3 separate regions of the Homo sapiens genome follow, and regions 1 and 2 are each linked to region 3. Evidence: chromatin loops called from intact Hi-C (ENCODE). Cell type or tissue: heart right ventricle. All regions are shown on one strand.

What was found. A loop is a pair of places that touch in the nucleus more often than their neighbours do. Peaks named below come from ENCODE experiments on the same cell type or tissue, not always from the same donor. Only the 100,000 strongest peaks of a DNase experiment are listed, where the experiment ranks them.
Region 1: it touches region 3 in a loop (2.9-fold over the local background); 16 of 110 quality-filtered maps call a loop at or near these places.
Region 2: a loop joins it to region 3, with 3 times the contacts of the local background. A loop is called at or near these places in 37 of 110 quality-filtered maps.

The regions. Positions count from the first base shown.
Region 1 is chr18:21,041,605-21,049,604 of GRCh38, forward strand. ROCK1 (Rho associated coiled-coil containing protein kinase 1) reads right to left here. Exons shown (of 33, transcript NM_005406.3): 4 at 7,488-7,625; 5 at 3,688-3,863; 6 at 2,498-2,582; 7 at 961-1,105; 8 at 493-631. Among named protein-coding and RNA genes, the nearest start is that of ROCK1, 66 kb to the right of the region's middle. In heart right ventricle, no CTCF peak of the experiment used is centred here; no DNase peak of the experiment used is centred here; H3K27ac peaks cover 87 bases.
Region 2 is chr18:20,968,902-20,976,901 of GRCh38, forward strand. It overlaps ROCK1 (Rho associated coiled-coil containing protein kinase 1), which reads right to left. Exons shown (of 33, transcript NM_005406.3): 23 at 1,447-1,612; 24 at 214-307. Among named protein-coding and RNA genes, the nearest start is that of ROCK1, 140 kb to the right of the region's middle. In heart right ventricle, a CTCF peak has its summit at 3,159; no DNase peak of the experiment used is centred here.
Region 3 is chr18:21,176,416-21,184,415 of GRCh38, forward strand. It overlaps LOC107985161 (a long non-coding RNA gene), which reads right to left and starts at 3,918. Exons shown (of 3, transcript XR_001753365.2): 1 at 3,797-3,918; 2 at 3,636-3,713. It also overlaps the pseudogene EXOGP1. In heart right ventricle, a CTCF peak has its summit at 3,404 (motif pointing left); a DNase peak (open chromatin) is centred at 3,376.

The DNA.
Region 1 (8,000 bases), 130 kb before region 3:
TACTTTTAAAAATGGCTTTATACTATTGACTCTTTCAACAACCATATACCATACATCATCAAATCTAAAATGGTTTAAAGTATAAGGTGTATCACCGTTTTTATACCACTATGAAAAAGGATGCTCCCAACTCATACCATTGACTGTGAGATGTACTCTAATTTCAGAGATGTTATGTTAAAAAATTTTTTTAGATTCAGTAAAATACACAGTAATTTTTATAATTAACCAAGTTAAAAATTGAACAATAAAAGAAAAAAGTCATCTAGTTTAGCCATCAGCCAAGACTGTATTATTATCACAATTTCTTAGGTATGATAAGTGAGTTGAGATCTACAAAAGACATCTAGAATATCATAAAATTACATCAGGTTTCACTGTCATTTATATTCTAACAATTTACATGTAGAAGCTCAGATATGGACCTTAAAAATGGAGCAGAAGATGAGAAGTCCTCAGAATTAATACAGGCTCAGTTTTAAAATTATTTACCTGTCAGTAAGGAAGGCACAAATAAGGTTTTTTGCTTCTTTTGATATGTCATTATCATCAGGAAAGGTAAGTGAATTTTTATGGTTCATAATTTTACTGTAAGTTCCAACCAAAGAATCTGCATAAAAAGGTGTATCACCTGAAAAATTGATAAAGAAAACAAAAGCAAAATGAAATACATTTTTAAAAAGTCAGTTTCAAAGGAAGAGTCAAAGTTACCCGTTTAAAAAGATTATTAGGTATGTATTAAACTAAAAACATACACCTAATATATAAAAGAACACATCACAAAGTTGCTCTAAGCCTCTAAATGCTTTTAAAAACACATACGAAGCAGGTTTGGATCATGTTTATTACCCACAAATAAAATCAAGATTGCTTAATATAATAAATATATTAGAAAGAGCCAAGTGGCAAGTTTTGAGATGAACAACTGTAATAGAGAGACATAAAATCTTCCTTACTCACCTACAAGCATTTCGTATAAAAATACCCCAACCGACCACCAGTCACATTCTCTTCCATAATAACCATCACCACCTTGGGATTTTAATACTTCAGGGGAAATATAATCAGGTGTTCCAACCGCTGTATCACATCGTACCATGCCTTCCTAAAAAGCGCGGCAGGTCAAATTTTGAATTAGGATATAAAGTCTCAATTATTTAAAATGACTTTCTTATTAATATTACCTATGGGACTCCAAATCTTTGAGCTATAAAATATCATATATTAAAACTGAATGGAAACCTGACAAAAATTAACACAGCTTAATCATATATATACATACTATATACACACCATATACATATATACCATATAATGTATGTATGTGTATACATGTGAATGCATATACACACACATTATATGTGTATTCACATATATACACACACCAGTGATTATTTTGTAATAATGCTCACTAGAAAAACATACTGCCACATTTATTATTCCCCAAGTTGTGCCAATATCATGAAACCATTTAACTGCTGAGAACAAGTACACAGGCCAGTGCAAATACACTGGGGAGTTCATAGGATAGGGCATTTTACAACATATTGGTATAAACACTGACTTCATTATTTTCTACTAAAATAGCTATTTAACTATGTTTGAAACTACAAAAGAAACATACAAAAGCTGACTGTACAAATACAAACTGGGGAAGCATATGTATGGGAAAAGGGCATAATAGTGTAAAGCACACTGAATGTCTATTTGATGTGAATTTTAACTGCCCTCCCCCAACAAACCTGAGAGACTTGTTAGCTGTTACCTATATTCGCTGGTATTAATGAAACAGCATTATAACTAAATGTTCATACAGAAGTTCTCATGCAGTGTTTCCTTCACTGTGTATATGAAGTGAAGGAATAACATATACACAGCTCCTTCAGCTCCTTCAGCTGTGTATATGTTATTTATTATATAAATAACATATTTATTTATGTTATTTATTATATGTATATACATATACATAATGTATATGTATATACATATACATAATATGTATATACATATACAGCTGTGTATATGTTATTTATTATATAAACAGTGAGGATAGGTATCTTTTAAGACTCACTCCTAAAATAAGCAGTAAAATCTTTTATATGTTAACTGAAGTAAAACACTAAAAAATACACACATTACTGGAATCCAATTTTTATGAAAGTCTAATTTTAACACTGGCATAAGTATTTAGTGACATTTAAGCTAATTCCATTCCTAGTTACCAGTAGTGTATATTAGAGTTGTTATGAAGGATTTAGTAAATCTGGCAATCCATATTTACCCTAAATAGAGAGGAAAAAATAAATCACTAACAAGTTACTAATACAACATTGAAACCATGGTATCTAGTTCAACAAATAAGGTCATATTAATTCTGGACAAGTCCAGCTATGGTTAGTAAATTCTTACACCATTTTCTAAAGAATTCTTAAACCATTTTCTAAAGAAGCATCTACCTTGAATTAGCAAAAACTAAATTAAAATCTAGTTAATTAACCTTATTCATCTTCATACAAGTACCAAAATCTGCTAACTTCAAATGTCCAGATTTATCCAGCAGCATGTTATCAGGCTTCACATCTCTGCAGGAGGGAAAAAATAGTACAGTATTTTCTGAAACAGATTAGACACTGTAAAAATTATATGAGGCAGTTATTTTAGGTCAAGCATCCTCAATCTAGGTAAGGCCATCTTTGATCTGTATGTGTTCTCTATCCACATCTATAAATTAAATTTCATCAAAGAAACTTCTTTATATGTTAATGCCTCAGAAGAAAACATATATATTCCTTTTTTAAAAGTTTCATTCTTTCAGAGGGAAAATCAAATCATTTGAGAGAGACAGACCATCAAAAATACAACACTCAGACATAAAAGGTGATTGAAACATATTAGATAGGTAAGTACATAAAAAAACCCCACGGCAGGGTCTAAGTCACTTTCATTTTTGATCCCTGACATGTAGGCACAGCAACTGCACACAGGATTCAAGCAGTGTTTGTACAACAAATGAAACTATTCGTCTAATGAATAAATACGACCTATTCACTAATTAAAAGCAAATTAAGTTACATATTTAAAAAATTAACATCAAAGTGTTTAACTCCTGGCACATACCTTAGAAAACTAGTTTACAAGTTTTACTTTTCAGAACACCATTTAAAGGCTATATGATCAGATTAAGGGATATTAAAGAATACATTTATATCAACATTAAATTGAAATGCTAAAATTATAAACTTCAAAGTTTGGAGTTCTTTTTTTCCCCCCTTCCTGACATAGAATCTCACTCTGTCACCCAGTCTGAAGTGCAGTGACTAGATCTCAGCTCACTGAAACCTCTGCTCCCAGGCTCAAGCGATCCTCCCACCTTAGCCTCCCAAGGAGCTGGGACCACAGGTGCATGCCACCACACCTGTGTTTTTTTTTTTTTTTTTTGTAGAGATGGGTTTCACCATGTTGTCCAGGCTGGTGTCAAACTCCTGAGCTCAAGAGATCTGCCTGCCTCGGCCTCCCAAAGCTCTGGGATTACAGGCGTGAGGCAGCGCCTGGCCAGAGTCTTGAGTTCTGAAAGGTCACTTATGTCATACGGAAGAAGAATGGGTGAACTGAGAGTAAGAAATGTTAAAGTTATTTTTAGCTATTTCCCTCAACAAATGAGAAAATTTAAAGCACTTTTATCTTTACCTGTGAATAAAACCCATGGAATGGATTGCATCCAATGCAAGAACTACTTCTGCAGTATAGAATCGTGCCCATTTTTCAGGCACATCATAGTTGCTCATTAAGTTTACAAGATCTCCACCAGGCATGTATTCCATCACCATGTAGAGATAACGATCATCTTGGAATGCATAAAAAAGCTATACAAATAGAAAAAACAAACAAAACACATTCATTAATGTTAAACAAAATTGTTTCACTTAAAAAGTGGCAAAAATGTTAATAAAAGATTTAAGTAAAATAATCAAATTACAGAAGTTGCAAGTCTAGTTTTAAAAAAAGACAAACATAAATGCCACAAAGACCCTTGTATATGCAAAATGACTATAACATAATTATTCAGAAGAGTTACATGGAGATATCCTTTCTTCATAATTTTCTACACTATTTGAATTTCTTTTACTGAGAATTTTTTTAAACTGTAATATTTTCAGTAAATATACAAATCTCCTAGGCAAAGAAATACTGTATTTCTAATTTAACTTGTGCATCAGTGGGGTCTACTATTAAATTTATATCAATATCACAATGCTCAAGAAGTCTTTGATAAATTTGGCTTACAGTTTCAGCTGTTTTTTTTTTTTTTTTTTTTTTTTTTTTTGAGACGGAGTCTCGCTCTGTCGCCCAGGCTGGAGTGCAGTGGCGTGATGTCGGCTCACTGCAAGCTCCGCCTCCCAGGTTCACGCCATTCTCCTACCTCAGCCTCCCGAGGAGCTGGGACTACAGGCACCCGCTACCACGCCCGGCTAATTTTTTGCATTTTTAGTAGAGATGGGGTTTCACCGTGTTAGCCAGGATGGTCTCGATCTCCTGACCTCGTGATCCGCCCACCCTGGCCTCCCAAAATGCTGGGATTACAGGCATGAGCCACTGCGCCCGGCCTCAGCTGTTTCTTATTAGCTGTGTGACTAGTAATTTGCTTAACCTACCCGAGTCTATGAGACTATAATCTCTTCTAAAACACTGTAAGGACTATACTTCGTTTAACTTTTATACCTGCTGCTTAGTCAAGTATCCAGATGCCTGGCGGTTAGCAATTGCTTAATAAAGGCTTAATGAACCAAATCATAAACTAATCCATAAAGTAACAGTGCACCTAACAGATTAACTGTCTTTCAGGGTTGAGGGTTGTTAAAAAAGATTACTGAATATAGAAAGCACTTAGTGCAACAGATGCTCAACAAATGACAGCAGTCAGGAGGAGGAGCAGTAATAGCTAACACAGAAGTAGGAGGAAGGCAGCAGCTAGGGTTCAAATAGTAACAGCAAAATCCACTAATGTGAAATTAGCGAGGATATCAGGCATAAATATATTATGTGACTGGGGATCAAATAAAAAGAAGGGCAAATTTATAAAATAACATTTTAAGTAAATACAAGAAGTTTAGAATTAAACTAAAAAAAACAAGCCCTAGAGAAGATGATCTCTAATTTACCCAGATGTTTGTCTTAAAATCTTCTTAATGTTTCATTTTTTTCAACTGTGTTTAATAATTTTAGTTATAGATTCAGTTACTTTGTTTTGATTTTTTGTTTTTTTGTAGAGATTGGGAGCCAGTCTTGAACTCCTGCCCTCAAGTGATCTTCCTGTCTCAGCCTCTCAAAGTGCTCAGATTACAAGCATGGGGGCCACCACACCCGGCCCAGACTCAGTTATTTTAATGTAAAAAATGTATTTTGGGGGAAGAGAGAAGGATAAGAAACAAAGTGGCATTTCATGACTATCCCAGATTAAAGTATATAATTTGTCATTTGGGCCCCATAAAGAAATACTGTTAATTTGGTGACAGTTTCACCCTATTTATAGACAATATATCCAGAGAAATAAAGCTCTGAATACCTAAATTGTAAATAGCCCTGAAAGTAACAATTATGTCACATATTTTTTCACTAACAGACACTGAACGTTCATGTATCAGTGGTTGTTAACTAGTGGTGAAAACATTTTTGGTTGTCACAACTGTGTGTGAGGTGGGAAGAGTCACTACTAGCATCCCCTGTGTAGAGGCCAGGAATGCTGCCAAACATCCTAAATAAACACATTAGTAACTGAAATAATATAAAGGATAGCCCCCAACAACAAAGAATTATCTGGCCCAAAATGTCAATAGTATTAAGCCTGAGAAACTCTGATCTACATAGTTGGTAAAAACATAGACATTTCAAGTTTAAAAGTACTATGGTGACCGGGCACGGTGGCTCACACCTGTAATCCCAGCACTTTGGGAGGCCGAGGCAGGCGGATCACGAGGTCAGGAGATCGAGACCATGCTGGCTAACACAGTGAAACCCGTCTCTACTAAAAATACAAAAAATAATAGCCGGGCGTGGTGGCAGGCACCTGTCGTCCCAGCTACTCGGGAGGCTGAGGCAGGAGAATGGCGTGAACTCAGGGGGCAGAGCTTGCTTGCAGTGAGCCGAGATCGCACCATTGCACTCCGGCCTGGGCGACAGAGCGAGACTCCGTCTCAAAAAAAAAAAAAAAGTGCTATGGCATAAACCTTCAACATTTTTCATATCCTTTTAATTCCAATTACTGGTATGCTTTTTAAGGACAGACTTCATTATATATTATAAATAAATCACAAAAACATGTTAGAAAATTAGAAATGGTCTAGCCCAGTTTAACTTCCCCCGTATGACATTTTGCATTAAGGATCCCAATACATAAGACAGATAAAACATGAAGCTGAACTCATAAAAGCAGAGAGAAAACTCAGAATTATAATCTACCCAAAACCCCACTTGACCCCATGATTTTGCCTAAGGTACCTCCACAATTGAACATAACCAATCAAAGACAACTTTCAGACTTATGAACAAGGAAATTGTGGCCCAGAGATGTTAAGTAACATGGCCACAGCTTCAGAGAAAGGCCTATGGCAATCAAGACGAGGACCTAAAACTACTGACTTCTAGTTTTTCTTTCCACTGAAAACCGAAAGACAAGTATTATTTGGTGACCTAGCTTAACTTGGTTTCCTCTCACTTTCCCTTCATTTCTCTTATTATCTCCTCTTCACAAAATAAGAGACAGATAAATGAGGAGACAGCTAAACAAAATGAGAGCCTCATGTTTGGGGAAAAAAATTCAATATTAACTAAAAGTATCTATTTAAATTTTAATAATATACGACTTCCCTCAAATCTAAGTAGATTAAGTTTTCTATATCTTCTGTATTTAAAAATATCTAATTTAAAATTCTGTATTTAAATTTTATATTTATTATTTTTATTTTTGAGACAGGGTCTCACTCTGTTGCCCAGGCTGGAGTGCAGTGATGTGAACACGGCTCACTATAGCCTCGACCTCCTGGACTCAAGTAATCCTCCTGCTTCAGCCTCCCCAGTAGCTGGAACCACAGGCGTGTACCACCATGCCTCAATAATTTTTTTAATTTTTTGTAGAGATAGGTGTCACTATGTTGTCCAGGCTGGTCTCAAACCCCTGGGCTCAAGCTATCCTCCCGCCTTGTCCTCCCAAAGTATTCAGATAACAGGCATGAGCCATCACGCCCAGCACAAATTCTACATTTAAATTAAATTTCCTATATATAAATTCTACAGAAGCATGGTTATTTTGTTCTAGCCTTTCTTGCTAGAAATGATTCAATACAATTAAATTTTAAGATTTAAAAGGTAATTAGACAATTTTGTAACTGCCAGTAAATTCTCTACTACTATTCTAAAACACAAACTAAGCTTCTCAGACATGTTTAGTTACAAACTAATGCAGCAATAATGAAAGAGTAGCAAAGTCATACCTGAACAACCCAAGGACTGTTGGCAAAAGCCATGATGTCCCTTTCTTCCCAGAAAAAAGCAGAATCAGATCTCTTTATCATTTCAAATTTGCTGAGAAGCTTCATAGCATATACCTTCCTGGTGGATTTATGCCTTACCTTTAAAATTGAAAAGGGAAAATAATGAACCTTTTGTTAACATTTAAAGCTCAAGGTTTCACAGAACAATTTACTAAGTGCTTTTAATACTTGCTAAATAATTTAGCCTTACTGTTTCAGTTATTTTTATTTCTTCTCTTCTGCCAAATTATTCCAAGTAGCTAATGTCAAGACTTTAATTATCAGAAGTAATGTTTTAAAAAAATTTTTATTTCCTATATTACAAGACACTTTCCCCCCTCCACACGGCTATGTAAGCTGCTTCCTGTTTATAAAGCTTACTGTTCTACAGCATTTTAGTCTAATATTAGGAGCAAAGATTTATCTTCTGATGCCTGACACTTCTTTTCTGCCACAGATACTTGGGGAAAACAC
Region 2 (8,000 bases), 210 kb before region 3:
TTAATTTCTGCATTTCAAACTAACAATGTCTTTAATTATTCAAATAAGTATACATTACATAGTAACTTTCAGTAACTTCATTAAGATAATTCTTAAGGCTACAGAAGTTACTTAATATATGAAAACAGGTATCTTAGAAACCTAACACAACATAGGTAAAGATAAATCACTGAATTTGATTTAACATGATGATTTTTTAAAAATTCTACATACCTTCCTCTGCCTTCTTCATTTTCTCTGTTAGCTCTTCATTCTCTCTTCTTAATATTTCAATATCTTTGGTTAGCATGCTGTTTGCTTCTTCAAGCTAAACAAAGCACACAAAAGTTTAAGCTCCAGCCTCTTTGCTATTCTCGTATTTCAGGCAGTAACCTTTAAATATACTGCTAGATAAAGACAGGTCAGACACTGCTGAACTACAGCAAATGTCTGGTTTCCAGCTTAAAATATGTAATTACATCAAAAATATTTAAAAGTAGTTAACAGCATCCAAAAATTATTTCATTGTATGCATATAGATATATGTATGAACAAAAGGGGGGCATATGTAATGGCAAGATAACTAGATTGCAAACTAAGAAATTTGTATTTAGTTCTAGCTCTGCGATTAACCTAGTATGTGACCCCGAGCAAGTCATACTTTTTCTGGACTTCAATATCTTTATCTGAATATTGATGATGAAAACGATAATAAAAACATTTATTTATAGATTACTTTTAGTAATATATAATCATTACTTGTTATATGTTATATTAATCATTCTATGTCTACTGTCTTATTTAATCCTCATAACAATCATGTGGAAGAGATATTACTATTTCTATTTTATAGATGAGAAATCTGAGGCTTAGAGAAGTTAAAGCCAACTTTGCCAAGACCATATAACTTCTTAGGGGCAAAACTGGAACCCAGAGTGACTGATAGTGGCTTTACAAGAAAAATCTAACTCCTCTTTTTAGTCGCATGATTCTATATAGATTACAGTATAAACCTCAGGAATAGGTAATTGTTTGGAGTATTGGTTTTCTTATAATGGATTTATATATTATCCCAAGAATTCCTCATTCCCAAATGGTTTCTCTATATTTCACAGAATTCTGGCCCATAAAATCAGTTGCAATGTATTAAGAGAACAACAAATGAATTTAAGCTAAGCCATTACTTCATATGAAATATAACTAATAAGATCTACAGCCAGAAAAACAGCCCAATATTGCATTGGTTCTGTGCCTATACAAACAAAAGCCCAATATCTTGAACAAGAATTTCAATAATTAACAAATGTTTGGTATTATACAAACTATTTTATACATGAGTACAGAATGACCACTATGTATTAACATAGAAGTAAATACACTTGCACACACACTTACCCTAATATTTTAAGATGTGACCTATTGTGATTTAAATAAATTTTATATAACTTACCTGACTATCACACTTACCCGACTAACAGTGTGATCTTTATCTGTAATCTCTTGTCTATTTCTTGAAGCAGCTTTCTTGCTTTCTTGCGTCAATTCAAAATACTGTTCTTCCAGAAGGCCTCGCGCCAACTGCTCAGACTCAGCTTTTGTTTCTGCTAGATCCAACTGAGTAGCAAGAGTTTCTCTGCAACAATTTTTTAAGAGAAACTGATGTAAACAAATTCAGTTCATCCTTCCAACTTAATCATATTCTTAAAAACACAATTAACTTTAAATGATAAAAAGAATTATTTTATTGCTTAAAATAAATTTAAATCCATTGCAAACTTTCTATAAAAGTAATGAATTTAACCTCTCACATGTTGAAAAATTATAAAAGAACTATTTAGTTTTCTATCCCATATTGTGCTTAACTAAAAAAGGTCATAAAGCAATAGCAAATAGTCTGCTTTTGAAAAGAAATTTCTTGCAGATTTGGAATGGAAGGCAGCGTGGCATAGTGGAAAAGTCATTGACTTGTTAATCAGCAGGCTAGACCCAGAACTTTATCTCTGTTTTATCATTAACTAATTGAGTAGAGACACTGGGCAAGTCCCTTACACTTCCTGCAGTTCAGTTTCATCAAATCTGTAAAATGAGATGGTTAAACTAGTCCCTTCCAGCTCTGAAATTAAATGAGATTATGAAAACTTATAAGAGATTTGCAAATCACTACAAACTAATCTGAGAATGCTCCCTGGAAATGATACTAAAACATTTCAGAACTGACATTCAGACCAAGACAACTCCAGTTTGCCTACTCTTCTCAAAGAGCCTCTCTTGGATAAGCTCTCTTAGTCACTACTGTATTCCCTGAACAGAGTAGGTGCTCAATAAATATGTTCTGAATGAGTAACTTCCACCTCCTATTTTCTAGTGAGTATTACAATTCAAATTTTCTGCCTGAAGCCTCAAGAGGGAGACATATAGTAAACATACACACACACACACACACACACACACACACACACACACATACACACAGAAAATTCATTAATTCACCCAACAGCTATTTACTTGAAGGTTTACTAAGTACTACACTATGTTTACTATGCATCACGCTGTTCTAGGAATTAAGAGATACAGCAGGCCGGAAGCAGTGGCTCACCCCCATAATCCCAGCCCTTTGGGAGGCTGAGGCGGGCAGATCATGAGGTCAGGAGTTGGAGACCAGTCTGCCAACGTAGTGGAACCCCATCTCTACTAAAAATACAAAAAATTAGCCAGGTGTGGTGGTGTGTGCCTGTAATCCCGGCTACTTGGGAGGCTGAGGTGACAGTGCAAGACTCCGTCTCAAAAATAAATAAATAAATAAATAAATAAATAAATAAATAAATAAATAAATAAATAAAGAGACACAGCAGTAACAAAGTTCCTGCCCTCAGGGAGCATGCATTAGTGGGGCCGTACAGGCAATTTAAAAAATGAACAAGTGCTATATAGTATGCCACAGAGAATAATACAAGATAAAATATGGAAAGTTATGAATATGATCACTTTTATTACAGGTTGATCAAGGAGGCCTCTCTGCTAAGACAACAGTAGAAGAAAAGTAGGGGGAAGAGAACAACAGATACTGTAAGGCTTTCCAAGGCAATACAAGGACTTTGACTTTTATTCTGGTACTCTGGTGTTTTAGAAAGATCATTCTGGCTGCTGTATTAAGATCAGACAGTAGGGGGACAATGGCAGAAGCTGGGATACCAGTTAGGAGACTACTGAAATAATCAAGATTGGAGATGATGGCAGTTTGGACCAGGTCAGTAAATGGTACAAGTGGTGAGAAGTGATTAGAGTCTATACATAATTTTTAGTTAACACTGGGAAAATTTGTTGGTGGACTGCATTTAGAGTGTAAGAAAAAAAGAAGAGTCTAGGATGACTCTAAATTTTTCACTTAAACAACTAGGAATAACAGAATTGTTCAGGACTGAAATGAGGAAGACAGGAAGGAGCAGTTCGCAAGGTCAGGGAATCAGGAAGTTTTTCTGGACACGTTAAATGTGGGGTGCTTAACACTCAAGCAGAGATGTCAATTAGACAGCTGGATACGTAAGTCTGGAATTCAAGGGAGGATGTACTTGGACTCTGACACCATTTAAAGCCACAAGGCTGGATGAGAACAAGTAGGGAGTAATCCCTTGAGCACTCCAAACTTTTAACGGTCTCAGCAATTAGAATGGAAAAAGGAACAAAGGAGGCTGAGAAAGAGTAGCCAGTTCAATAAGGAAAATACAGCATGTGGTGTCACAGAAGCCAAATGAAGACATTTTCTCAAGAGAGTAATCAACTAAGTCAAATCCTGCTATGAAATAAGGTGAGAACTGAGAAGTCACTATTAGGAAGACCCCACTGACCTTGAGAAGAGTTGTTCTGTTAGCATGATGAATGCAAAAGTATGACTGGAGTGAGCTCAAGAGAGAATGAAAGAAGACGGTGGAAGATACCTGGTATGTCACTTTTCAAGTAAGTTGGCTATAAAAAAAAGAAAAGTGGGATGGTGGCTACCATGTAGATAATGTAGTTAAAAGACGCAGTTTCGCTCTTGTTGCCCAGGCTGGAGCGCAATGGTGTGATCTTGGCTCACTGCAAACTCCGCCTCCTGGGTTGAAGCAATTCCCCTGCCTCAGCCTCCCGAGTAGTTGGGATTACAGGCATGTGCCACCACGCCCAGCTAATTTTGTATTTTTAGTACAGATGGGGTTTCTCCATGTTGGTCAGGCTGGTCTTGAACTCCCGACCTCAGGGAATCCACCCGCCTTGGCCTCCCAAAGTGCTGGGATTACAGGCGTGAGCCACCACGCCCGGTGTAAGAGGGTTGTTTTTAGAGGAGATATCTAAATATGTTTACATAACAATGATAATGACTACAAAAAGGTAAAAATTGATGTAGAAAAGATAAGAGAATTGTTGGAATCATAATTTTTTTTGGAGACTCAGTCTCTGTCGCCCAGGCTGGAGTGCAATGGCGCAATCTCGGCACACTGCAATCTTCGCCTCCCAGGTTCAAGCGATTCTCCTGCCTCAGCCTTCCAAGCAGCTGGGACTACAGGCATGTGCCACCATGCCCGGCTAATTTTTGCATTTTTAGTAGAGACGGGGTTTCACCGTGTTAGCCAGGCTGGTAGCGAACTCTTGACCCAAGTGATCCACCCACCTGGGCCTCCCAAATTGCTGGGATTACGGGCATGAGTCACCACACCCGACCAAGTCATATTCTTAAGTAGGCAGGAAGAGATAGGATCGAGGGACTAGCATTAGATAAGAGCGTTAGCTCATGATGTCCATTTACATCATCAGAAGGAAGGCAGGGTTTATAGGTACTATTCTCTACTTAGAAGCTATTCTCACCAAGATAATGAGTAGCCTTCAAAATAAATACAATGGACAATTTATGACTTTTTTGTGACCTTTCTCAATATTTGGCACTTTTTTTTTTTTTTTGAGATGGAGTCTTGCTCTGTCACCCAGGCTGGAGTGCAGTGGTGTGATCTCGGCTCCTCCCGGGTTCACGCCATTCTCCTGCCTCAGCCTCCCGAGTAGCTGGGACTACAGGCGCCCGCCCGTAATTTTTTGTATTTTTAGTAGAGACGGGGTTTCTCCATGTTAGCCAGAATGGTCTCGATCTCCTGACCTCGTGATCCCCCCGCCTCAGCCTCCCAAAGTGCTGGGATTACAGGCGTGAGCCACCGTGCCCAGCAATATTTGGCACTTTTAATCACTTTCTCTTTCTTGAAATATCCTCCTCCCCCAGTTTTTGTGATACTCTACTCTGATGCAGACAAGTTAGTAGCTATGGTGGTGAAAGAGAATAGATGTTCTCTTCTGATTTTTAGGAAGCAAGGCCATTAGCTAAGTACAAGAATAAGGAAAAGCTGGAGATCTGAGTAGAGACGAGATGTGAAATAATTTTCTTAGGAGAGTAGTAGAGTTAGTACTTTAGGAAAAGAAAGGATATGCTGCCAATGCCAAATCTAAGAATATTGGGAGTGGTTCTGCTAGCTACTATAATACAGGGCTTCAGGTTCACGACATGTTCTTATCTGGAGTTTCTGCTTTGTGTTAAGATAAAAGTATCTGGGTTATACTTTAAGACACCAGAAAACCTATTTAATCCAGAATATATTTCTATCCCTGGTTATGCTACTGTGCAAGAGAAAAAGCAAGAAAGAATTAGATGGTTCAGGGTAAAATTACCTGCATCTATACATTCATCCAGACTTCCTTTACAACTCTCCATAATGAAAGACTGTCTTTACTAATATTTAAGGTCAATCTCTCACCCTTATTCTCCTACCTCTTAAAAGAATTCAATAATCAATAATTCCATATTCTTCTGGATTATAAGATTATAAAGAATGGCTTTGTTCTTGTTTACAGGTATATTTCAAATGCCTAGAAAATTCTCTGGCCCATAGAATGCGCTCAGAAATTTTATTTATTTGAATGAATAGATGTGGGGCTGTTCCTACTCTGATCTCCTTCCCATGCTCCATTTAAATATGCTCAAGTTTACACTACTGTTAAAAAGAAAGTGCTCTCCTTCACACTCTCCTCTAGCTACTGCTACATCCCCTTGCCATAACAGCCAAGTCTCCTGAATTGTTTAATTTAACAAACACTTGCTGAGCATCACAATGCTGCAGTTACAATTGTAGGTGCTAGACATACAGCAATGAATTGAACCTAAGAATGAAATATCTGAAAATTCCTCCTACCATAGAGCTTTGTTTCTAGCGGAAAAACAAAAACAATAAATACAACAGGTAAGAAAATTATATATTAGGAGGGAATAAGTGCTGCAGAGAAAAATAAAATAGGGAAGGATGAACTGGGCACCACGGTAGTGGGGTGGGGATGTTTGCAATTTAAAAAGCATATTCAGGGAAGGCCTTGTCAAATGATGTGGACCTGGAGAAGGGCCAAGGAGCAAGCCATGTAGATACTTGGAGGAAACTGTTCCAGGCAGAGAGAAGAGCAATGTACATACCTGGAAGTAGGAGAGTGACTAATTGGTTTGTTGAATAGAAATAAGGCTAATCAGGCTGTTAGATATACTCTGTCTCTTGTTTTACCCTTTCCATTCAGTCTCAATCTACTTTAATACCTATTCTCATCTCTATTTAGAAGCTGTTCTCACCAAGATAATGAATAACCTTCAATATAAATAAATGGACAATTTATGACTGTTTTTCTTGACCTTTGTGGGTATGTGGCACTTTTTAAAATTTAATTTAATTTTTATTTATTTATTCTTTTTTTGAGACAGTCTCACTCTGTTGCCCAGGATGGAGTGCCGTGGCACCATCTAGGCTCACTGCAAGCTCCGCCTCCCAGGTTCACGCCATTCTCCTGCCTCAGCCTCCCGAGTAGCTGGGACTACAGGCACCTGCCACCACGCCCGGCTAATTTTTTTGTATTTTCAGTAGAGACGGGGTTTCACCCTGTTAGCCAGGATGGTCTCAATCTCCTGATATTGTGATCCGCCTGCCTCGGCCTCCCAAAGTGCTGGGATTACAGGCGTGAGCCACCATGCCCGGCCAATATGTGGCACTTTTAATCACTTTCTCTTTCTGGAAATATTCTCTTACCCCAGCTTTTGTGATATCCTGCTCTGATCTTCTCTTACACTGTTGGTAGCTTATTGGTTTCCCTTCCTCTGCCCATTCCTTAAAAGTCTAGGAGCTAGTAGTCTTTCCTCAGCCTTTGTGTCTTCTGATCCTACACTATGGATTACAATTTGCTACCTGAGAGGACCAAATGAGCCTACAACAGTGCCCCCTGCATCTATATATTCATCCAGACTTCCTTTACAACTCTCCATAATGAAAGACTGTCTTTAATAATATTTAAGGTCAATCTCTCACCCTTATTCTCCTACCTCTTAAAAGAATTCAATAATCAATAATTCCATATTCTTCTGGATTATAAGATTATAAAGAGTGGCTTTGTTCTTGTTCACACAGGTATATTTCAAATGCCTAGAAAATTGTCTGGAGGGATCCAGACACACATACACAAACATACACCTAAAAGAGTTTTGGGTCAACCTTTTACATAAAAATTCAGATTCTTGGTTTCTCTTGAAAAATCAGAAGATCCTGACATACTGGGCCAGTGTTATCATGTGGTAACAAATGGCTGGAACTGAGAAGGCGAGATCTTCAGTTTGTTACAATCCTTACAACTTACATTAACGAATATATCTGCACTTAGACCCCACTAATTACAGCCTAGTTACACCTATGGCATCATAGGCTCATGAGTTTATAAACTCTGAGATACACAATCACCTTAACAGATCTCTATATTAGTGGTTTCTGTATGCAAAGACTATCAAATCAGCTTCAAGTTCTTATCTTTTATCTGCATTCTAAAGCAATAAGCCCAAATACAGTGGTATCCATTTCTGTTTGGACATCCCATAGGCACCTCAAACTCAATAGGCCTGAAATTAAAATAATCTTCTCTCCTCTCATCTCACAATTTTGGCATTCCTTAGCTCAGGGACCAGCACTACCATCAACTCAACA
Region 3 (8,000 bases):
AAAGGGATGGACTAATTTTATATGCAGAAATATAGATGACTATAGGCCAGGCACGGTGGCTCACGCCTGTAATCCCAGCACTTTGGAAGGCCGAGGCAGGTGGATCACAAAGTTGGGAGTTCAAGACCAGCCTGGCCAACATGGTGAAACCCTGTTTCTACTAAAAATACAAAAATTAGCCAGGTGTGGTGGCATGTGCCTGTACTCCCAGCTACTTGGGAGGCTGAGGCAGGAGAATCACTTGAAACCAGGAGGCAGAGGTTGCAGTGAGCCTAGAATGCGCCATTGCACTCCAGCCTGGGCAACAGAGCATCTCAAAAATAAAAAAATTTTAAAAAAAATAAAATGGATGACTATATAAAGCCTTATGCTAAGTGAATAAAACCAGATGCAGAAGGCTATTTATATACATATATATACACACACACATATGTATATATATATACACACATATGTATACTTGTGTGTATATATATATATTTTGGAGACAGGGTTTGCTCTGTCACCCAGGCTGGAGTGCAGTGGCACGATCTCGGCTCACTGCAACCACCACCTCCTGGGTTCAAGCAATTCTCGTGCCTCAGCCTCCTGAGTAGCTGGGACTATAGGCATGAGCCACCATGCCCGGCTAATTTTTGTATTTTTATTAGAGATGGGGTTTCGCCATGTTGGCCAGGCTTGTCTCGAACTCCTGACCTTAGGTGATCTGCTTACCTCAGCCTGCCAAAGTGTTGGGATTACAGGCATGAGCCACTGTGCCCAGCCAGAAGGCTATATATTATATGATTGTATTTATATGACATTCTGGAAAAGATAAAACTATAGAGACCAAAAGCACATCAGTGGTTACTAGGGACTAGGGAGGGAGGGAGGGGTTATCTACAAAAGAGCACAAGGGAACTTTTGAGGATGATGGAAATATTCTGGATACATTCGTCAAGATTCCTACATTGTGCACCTAAAAAGTATTTTACTGTGCCTAGATTATAACTCAGCAAGCCTGACTATGAAAAAAGTAAATGAATAAATGCAGTCTCTAAAGCGAGAGTTTTTCAAATTAGTAAGATATAATCCATCAGTGAGTCAGTTGTGAATTCAATTTAGTGGGTTGTGACTGGCATTTTAAAAAAGTGAAATTGGCTGGCCATTGTGGGGCTCATGCCTGTAATCCCAGCACTTTGGAAGGCCAAGATAGGAGGATTGTTTCAGCCTAGGAGTGTGAAATCAGCCTAGGCAATATGTGAGACCCCAGTCTCTACAAAAAGTAGAAAAAATTTAGCCAGGTATGGTGGCACACACCTGTGGTCCCAGCTAAATGGGAGGCTGAGGTGGGAGGATTGCTTGAGCCCGGGAGGTGGAGGTTGCAGTGAGCTGAGATCGTACCACTGCACTCCAGCCTGGGCGACAGAGAGCGATTCTGCCTCAAAATAAATGCATAAAGTGAAAATAGACTAATATAAGAAATCATTGCACACAGTAAGAGGAATATGGTTAATGAAACATTTGTTTCAGTTTCATATATATGTATATATGTACTATAATAATGTGTCACAAAAAAGAAACCGTCATTCGATCTGTTTTTAATATACGGAATTTAATACAGGAAACTGGTTACACAAATGATAACGCTGAGAAGCCAAATAGGGGAAGGTGAGGCAACCAGAGATTAGCAGCAGCAGAAACCACTAATCCTTTTCGACTAGAGGGACAAAGAGAGGAGGCAGTGTGGTTAGATCCCAGAACTGGACTCATCTAATGACAGGAGGGCCTTTCTGGCTGGAGCTGGAGCCAGGGAGGAGATTTAGCCACTGTCAGAGATGCACCTCGGGCAGAGAAAGGCAAGGAGAATCATCCTAGCTTTTCCATTCTTCCCACTCTCCAGCGTTGTGGCAGGGCCTCGTATCAGTAGGACCCAGCCAGTAATCACTTAACAACATGAGAGCCTCAGAAACACAGCCTGTTGGGATCAGCATACCCATGACATTGCAGCAGAATAGGAAAGGATTTGAGAGCAAACAGGCCAGGGGCCGCCACAGTTGTGAAGTAATATATATTTCTGATTGAGGTTTGGGTTCTAAAAGATTTAAAAGCCATTACCTTAGACGACAAAGCTACCCTCTCAATTTTATGTGGTTCTCTCTACATATTGAAAGAATAAAATCATACTTTTGATCATTAGGGGATAGCAAATTTTGCCCTTTTTAATGTTCTGGTGGAAGGCAGTTTGAACTGAAGAAGTCAGATGGGGAGAATAATCCACTTCTCTCAGTAGTGTTTTGTTTTGTTTTGTTTTGTTTTGTTTTAGAGACAGGGTCTTACTCTGTTGCCCAGGCTGGAGTGCAGTAGCAGGATCACGGCTCACTGCAACCTCTTCTTGGGTTCAAGTGATCCTCCCACTTCAGCCTGTCAAGTAGCTGGGACTAGAGGCACGCACCACCATGCTCAGCTAATTTTTAAGTATTTTTTGTAGAGATGGGGTCTTGCTATGTTGCCCTCCCAAAGTGCTGGAATTATAGGTGTGAGCCACCATGCCCAGACCCTTTTTAGTTTAGGAGTAGTCTTATAAAGCTCTCTTCGTAAAGAAGTTAAAACTTCTAACAGATGCAGGTGAAATATAGGCTAGAAACAACAGAACAGGAAAGAAGTACACAAGCAGCAAATATGTAAGCAAAGGAACCAGATGCTTCTCTCCTTGACTGTGTACAAGGAAACTCATAGTACGTGCTTAAGAATTGGCAAGCTGAGTACCAAATTGCCTCTGCTGGCAGCTATATGTGTGAGAATTCTACAAAATTGCCTGGATCCACAAGGACATCAGCGACCAAAATTCATTTACAGCACCGTATTTCTGACTGGTGGCTATCTGTTACTCTGGTTCCAAAACTCTGACCTTCAATTACTTTAGATTTCTGATCCCATCCCAAGAAATGGCTCCCAAAGCTCCCTCAGCCCTTTACTACCTCCTTGATTTGAGACCAAACCTAATGCTTGATCCCTTGTGCTTGGAAACATCCTAGCACCCACTTTTGGACTTCTACCCTGTACCGACGGTGCACAAACAATGTACTTCAATCTGTTCATTTTCTCTCTGGTCTCTTTCAGTCAACTTTAATACAATTCTGGCAATATCATTTTAAACTCAACTGTATAATTATCAAGAGTTATTTTTAAAGGCAATGAATATTTGTTGGGTGAATGAGTGGATGGATGGATGGATGGATGGATGGATGGATGGATGGATGGATGGATGGATGGATGGATGGTTGGATGGATGGATAGATGAAGGCAATGGAAGTCTCAGTTCTACTTTTCAGCCAGGCTGAGGGGAAGTCCTGAAGCCAGTATCGTGGCTCTTCGTTTAAAGACCACCAGAATGCCATTGCACTGCCATCTAGTGGTAGCATAGCCACATATAGGAAAAGAAATGGCGGAAAAACAAGCCTGAATGCAAAATGAGTGAATGTCATAGCTGTTTCGCAGATTCTGGCTGCTTATAATTGCCTCTCCTCAGTTGACTATCTTTGATAGTAATACCATTTCACCTTGATTGTTTAACACATGTACGAAGAACACCAGCAGGGTTATATAAATAGATTTCACTAGCTCAGCCACCGTATGGTGGGATAGGTACTCACCGGTACAATGATGCCAAAGGTCTGTGTTCCTTTTGAGACAGTCATTGGGCCCATGGTTTTCTAAAGTGTGATAACCAGCTGTTTTCAAAGAGAAGCATGATAACAATGTTATTACTTCCACACTTCAGCTTTAATTTGATGACTTCTTTTAGAGAACATACTTTGTTTCTGGACAAATGGTAGTCTTTTCCTTTATACAGTCTTTTCCTGGATAAGTGATAAATTGGTAGAAACTCTTTATCTCAGAATGAAATTATGTAAAAGCAAAATAAAATAGCTGCAAATTTTAGGCAACCAGGAGTATAAAATGAGGACTTCATGTAATAATAAAACTGTATTATTAATAATAAACGGTATAATTAAGTTATCTTGGCTGAAGGGAGTTGAGATTGAGTCAGGCTGGCCTGAGAGATATGAAAACATCTCCCTAAAGGACTTTATATTTGTTTTTCTTTTTTCCCATTATCATCTTATCTTTATCTTAAAGCCTTGGCATTTCTGTTAGAACAAACACATCACAAAATTTTTTTTCTTGTAATACCACTTGGAAAGATAGCAGTGGTATGTCAGATTCAGACAAATTTGTATGCCCCAAGACATTTTACCACCGATACTCAGGATAGTCCATGAAAGGACCCCATGTAAACCCAAATCTAGAGATCTGGCTCAGAAAAACAGCCACTATTTTCCCCAGAAATGCTAACGGCCTTTGGACCTTTGGCTCAAAGCACCACCTGCCCAGTGCTACCCAGGTAGATAAGCAGGCACAGAGGCCAGCAAACCGTAAGCTGGTGACTGTGGGCAGACCCTTCTCAGCCTCCTTAATCTTAAAAACAAAAAGCTCATCTGGAAAGCAAGGAACATCGATTTGGCACCGTCTGGTCACTGAAAGAACTGCTGCCTCGGGCAAGCAGGGGCTCGGATCAACCCTACAAAGTCCTGTCCTCTAACTCCCAAGTACCTGTGGTGACCGCCTCCTTCCAAAGAGCGAAGGAAGGTTCAGTTCAGAGGATGTTAAGCTTCCTTTGGCTCACACAGCAGACAAGAAATCAGACCCCTTTTACCAAGCAGGCCTGGGGCCCACAGATACCCATGGAAATCGGTATGTATTTCTAAGTCAAAAACTTCCATCCATGTGAGAGAAGATTTGAGTCAACCTCAGCTATCTTTCTTCTTTAGAACTGTCTGCCTCATACTTTGTGGATGCCTACTTTGGAAAGGTGAACCTTGGGCAAGACATTAAGCTCTCTAAGCCTCAATTTTCTCACAGATAAAATGGGGATAGCGGTATTTACCTCAGAGGGTCATTGTGAGACAATACGTGGCAAGCACTGAGTCCAGTGTATAGAACGAATATATAGAATGCATTAAGTGAGCAGAAACTGTAGTTGTTGAGTGCTTCTACACAGACAGAAATGGAAGAATAGCAGGTTCAGGAGAGGAGAAAGAAGAAACGAATACACAGTGCATGTCAACAGGATAACATATAGAGGATTTCTAAAAGCCACCTCCAAGACAAATTCAGGTCCCAGGAGGAACAGACTGTACAATCCTGAGTTTCAAGAAGGATGAACAGATACATCAAAGGTGATGCATGATTTGGAGGCATAAAAGTAAGCAATGTCTTCACAATACTACACATCCAGAGAAACACAAATGCAGCGTCATCTGTGGACACGGTCCTCCTGTTAACTCCATACAAGATCAGCCCTCCATCTGCAGGTGTCATAGCTTCCTCAACAATTAGTTCCCAAGTCCTATAAAATACCCAACCAAAAAATTGTAGATCTTTCATCTTTTAGGGAAATTTTTAATTGTAAATTTAGGATTCCACCATTTATTTAAAGCAAAGTCACTAGTAGCTGAGGGTGGTGGCACACGTGGGTGGTACCAGCTACTCAGGAAGTGGAGGCGGGAGGATCACTTGAGCAGCCCAGAAGTAGGAGGCTGCAGTGAGCTATGATCACACCACTCCATTCTGGCCTGGGTGACAGACTGAGACCCCATGTCTTTAAAAAAAAAAAAAAAAAAAAAGCAAAAAGCAAAGCCACTATATTAGTGTAAGGAGGGCGTGCCTGCTTCCTTACAGATGATATCACATGTGTTCTTGTTTACTTATTTATTTAACTTAATTTTTTTTTAGATAGAACCTTGCCCTGTCACCCAGGTTGGAGTGTAGTGGCACAATCTCAGCTCACTGCAACCTCTGCCTCTTGGGTTCAAGTGATTCTCCTGCCTCAGCCTCCCCAGTAGCTGAGACTACAGGCACTCACCAGCATGCTTGGCTAATTTTTGTAGTTTTGGTAAAGATGTGGTTTCATCGCGTTGGCCAGGCTGGTCTCGAGCTCCTGAGCTCAAGTGATGTGCCTGCCTCGGCCTCCCAAAGTGCTGGGATTACAGACATTAGCCACTGCGTCCTGCCAATATCACACATGTTCTGAGATGAAAACCAGAATGGCTTTCTTGTCTGGGTTCCTGACTGCTCCTTAGCTTTGAGTTCTTCTAGTTTCTTCTCACAGAGACTCATGAAGTAATCATCTGGTTCAATCCCTGCATTCTTCAAATTTTCCAGGAATTTTTCCAGTGTGTCCACTGATCTGGCTTCCTCAATCTTTCTTGTGCTCAGGTAGAGTGAACTCCTAGAAATCCAGGTGCTTACAAGTGTCCACAGAGGAGATATTTCTGACATCACTAATTCTATCCAAACAAGGAAAAAACATCAGTTCTGACAACTTCTCTAGGTCCCAGAGGCTCACTTGGAATCCAATTAACTAGGACTAGAAGCCAGTGCCTCCACTGGGTATCACAAAGGCCCCTAGTGGCATTAGTTCTGTAGAAACTGGGCTTCTACAGGCCAGGATCACCTCATAAAGGTGTGAGGGGACTGCCATCTTGTCTCACCGATCATCTGGTACCTCTTTTCTTTCCATCACTTCTAGTCTGCGGTAAGGTCAAAGGCCAAGATACTACCCAAATATCTTCAAACCTCCCTGTCAGTTCTCAACAGAACATTTCTATTCTGTTTCAACATCCAGAATTATTATGAAATCCCAAGGCACAATAGTAGAAAGGTAAAAGGTTTCAGCTTTACTTGAACATTTGTTATTTCCAGCTGGAGCCGTGTGTCCTCAGGACTACCTGCTTCCAACATGGTCCTCGCTGAAGGCAGTGAAGGTTGGAGGGATATTGGGACCAGGCTTAAATATACAATGTTTTCTGTCTGCATCACCTTGTCTCTGTTCCAGTTAAAGGGAATCCAAATTGTCCCCAGAGCCTTTTCTGCAGATTCATCCAGCCCCCTCACTGCCACCACTGCCTCAGCACCCTGACTCCAGAGGAACTGCAGGGCTGTGAGCCGACTCCCATGGTGCCCACTATAGCCCTGACCGTGCAGCCACTCCAAAAACACCAGGCGCCTCTGAGGTGGGAAGTAATACCCTCGGCAGTTATCTGACCCAAAGTACCACATATTTGCTTTATTTATTTATTTATTTATTTTTGAGACAGAGTCTCTGTCTGTCGCCCAGGCTGGAGTGCAGTGGCAAGATCTCGGCTCACTGCAACCTCTACGTCCCAGGTTCAAGCAATTCTCCTGCCTCAGCCTCCTGAGTAGCTGGGATTACAGGTGCCAGCCACCATACCTGGATAATTTTTGTATTTTTTAGTAGAGACAGGGTTTCACCATGTTGGCCAGGCTGGTTTCTAACTCCTGACCTCAGGTGATCTGCCCGCTCAGCCTCCCAAAGTGCTGGGATTACAGGTGTGAGTCATCTTGCCCAGCCACATGTTTGCTTTAAATGGAATGTCTGGGGACTGTTAAACATGTGCCTAGGCATACTTCCACATTCGAATGGGTTCCAAGAGTCCTGTGGAAAAGGAACTGAACTCTCTTCATGATTGGACACATTTGATGAGCAGGTGTGGGGATGGGTGGAGGGAGGGACATGACCAGAGCTGGATAAGGAAAGTGAAAGCCCTTAGGGGAATCCTCCTGAGCGCAGAAGTCTGGAGAGTGGGCCAGACTGCATCAATCTGAGTGTTGGGAACGGTGATTCTGAGTAAAGAGTGAGGCTATTCTGGAACTACCTAGAGTAACTGTGGTAGAGATGAAAGAACTGAATAAACAGACCAAGAGACCCATTTGGGGTCCTCTTCTCTAAAAACCTGAGAGTGAGAAGTGGGTTATCGACAGCACCTGTAATGTCAACAATTCTGAGCTCCCATTGCAAAGTTCTCTTCCTCAATTATTGATGAGAATCCCTTGGGTGAACTCCAAGTATCCTATAGAATCCACTAGTTAGTGGGTCTTAAATAAGATCTCTTTCCATTCTCTTTCTAAACTTCAATAAAATCTCGATTTCAGAA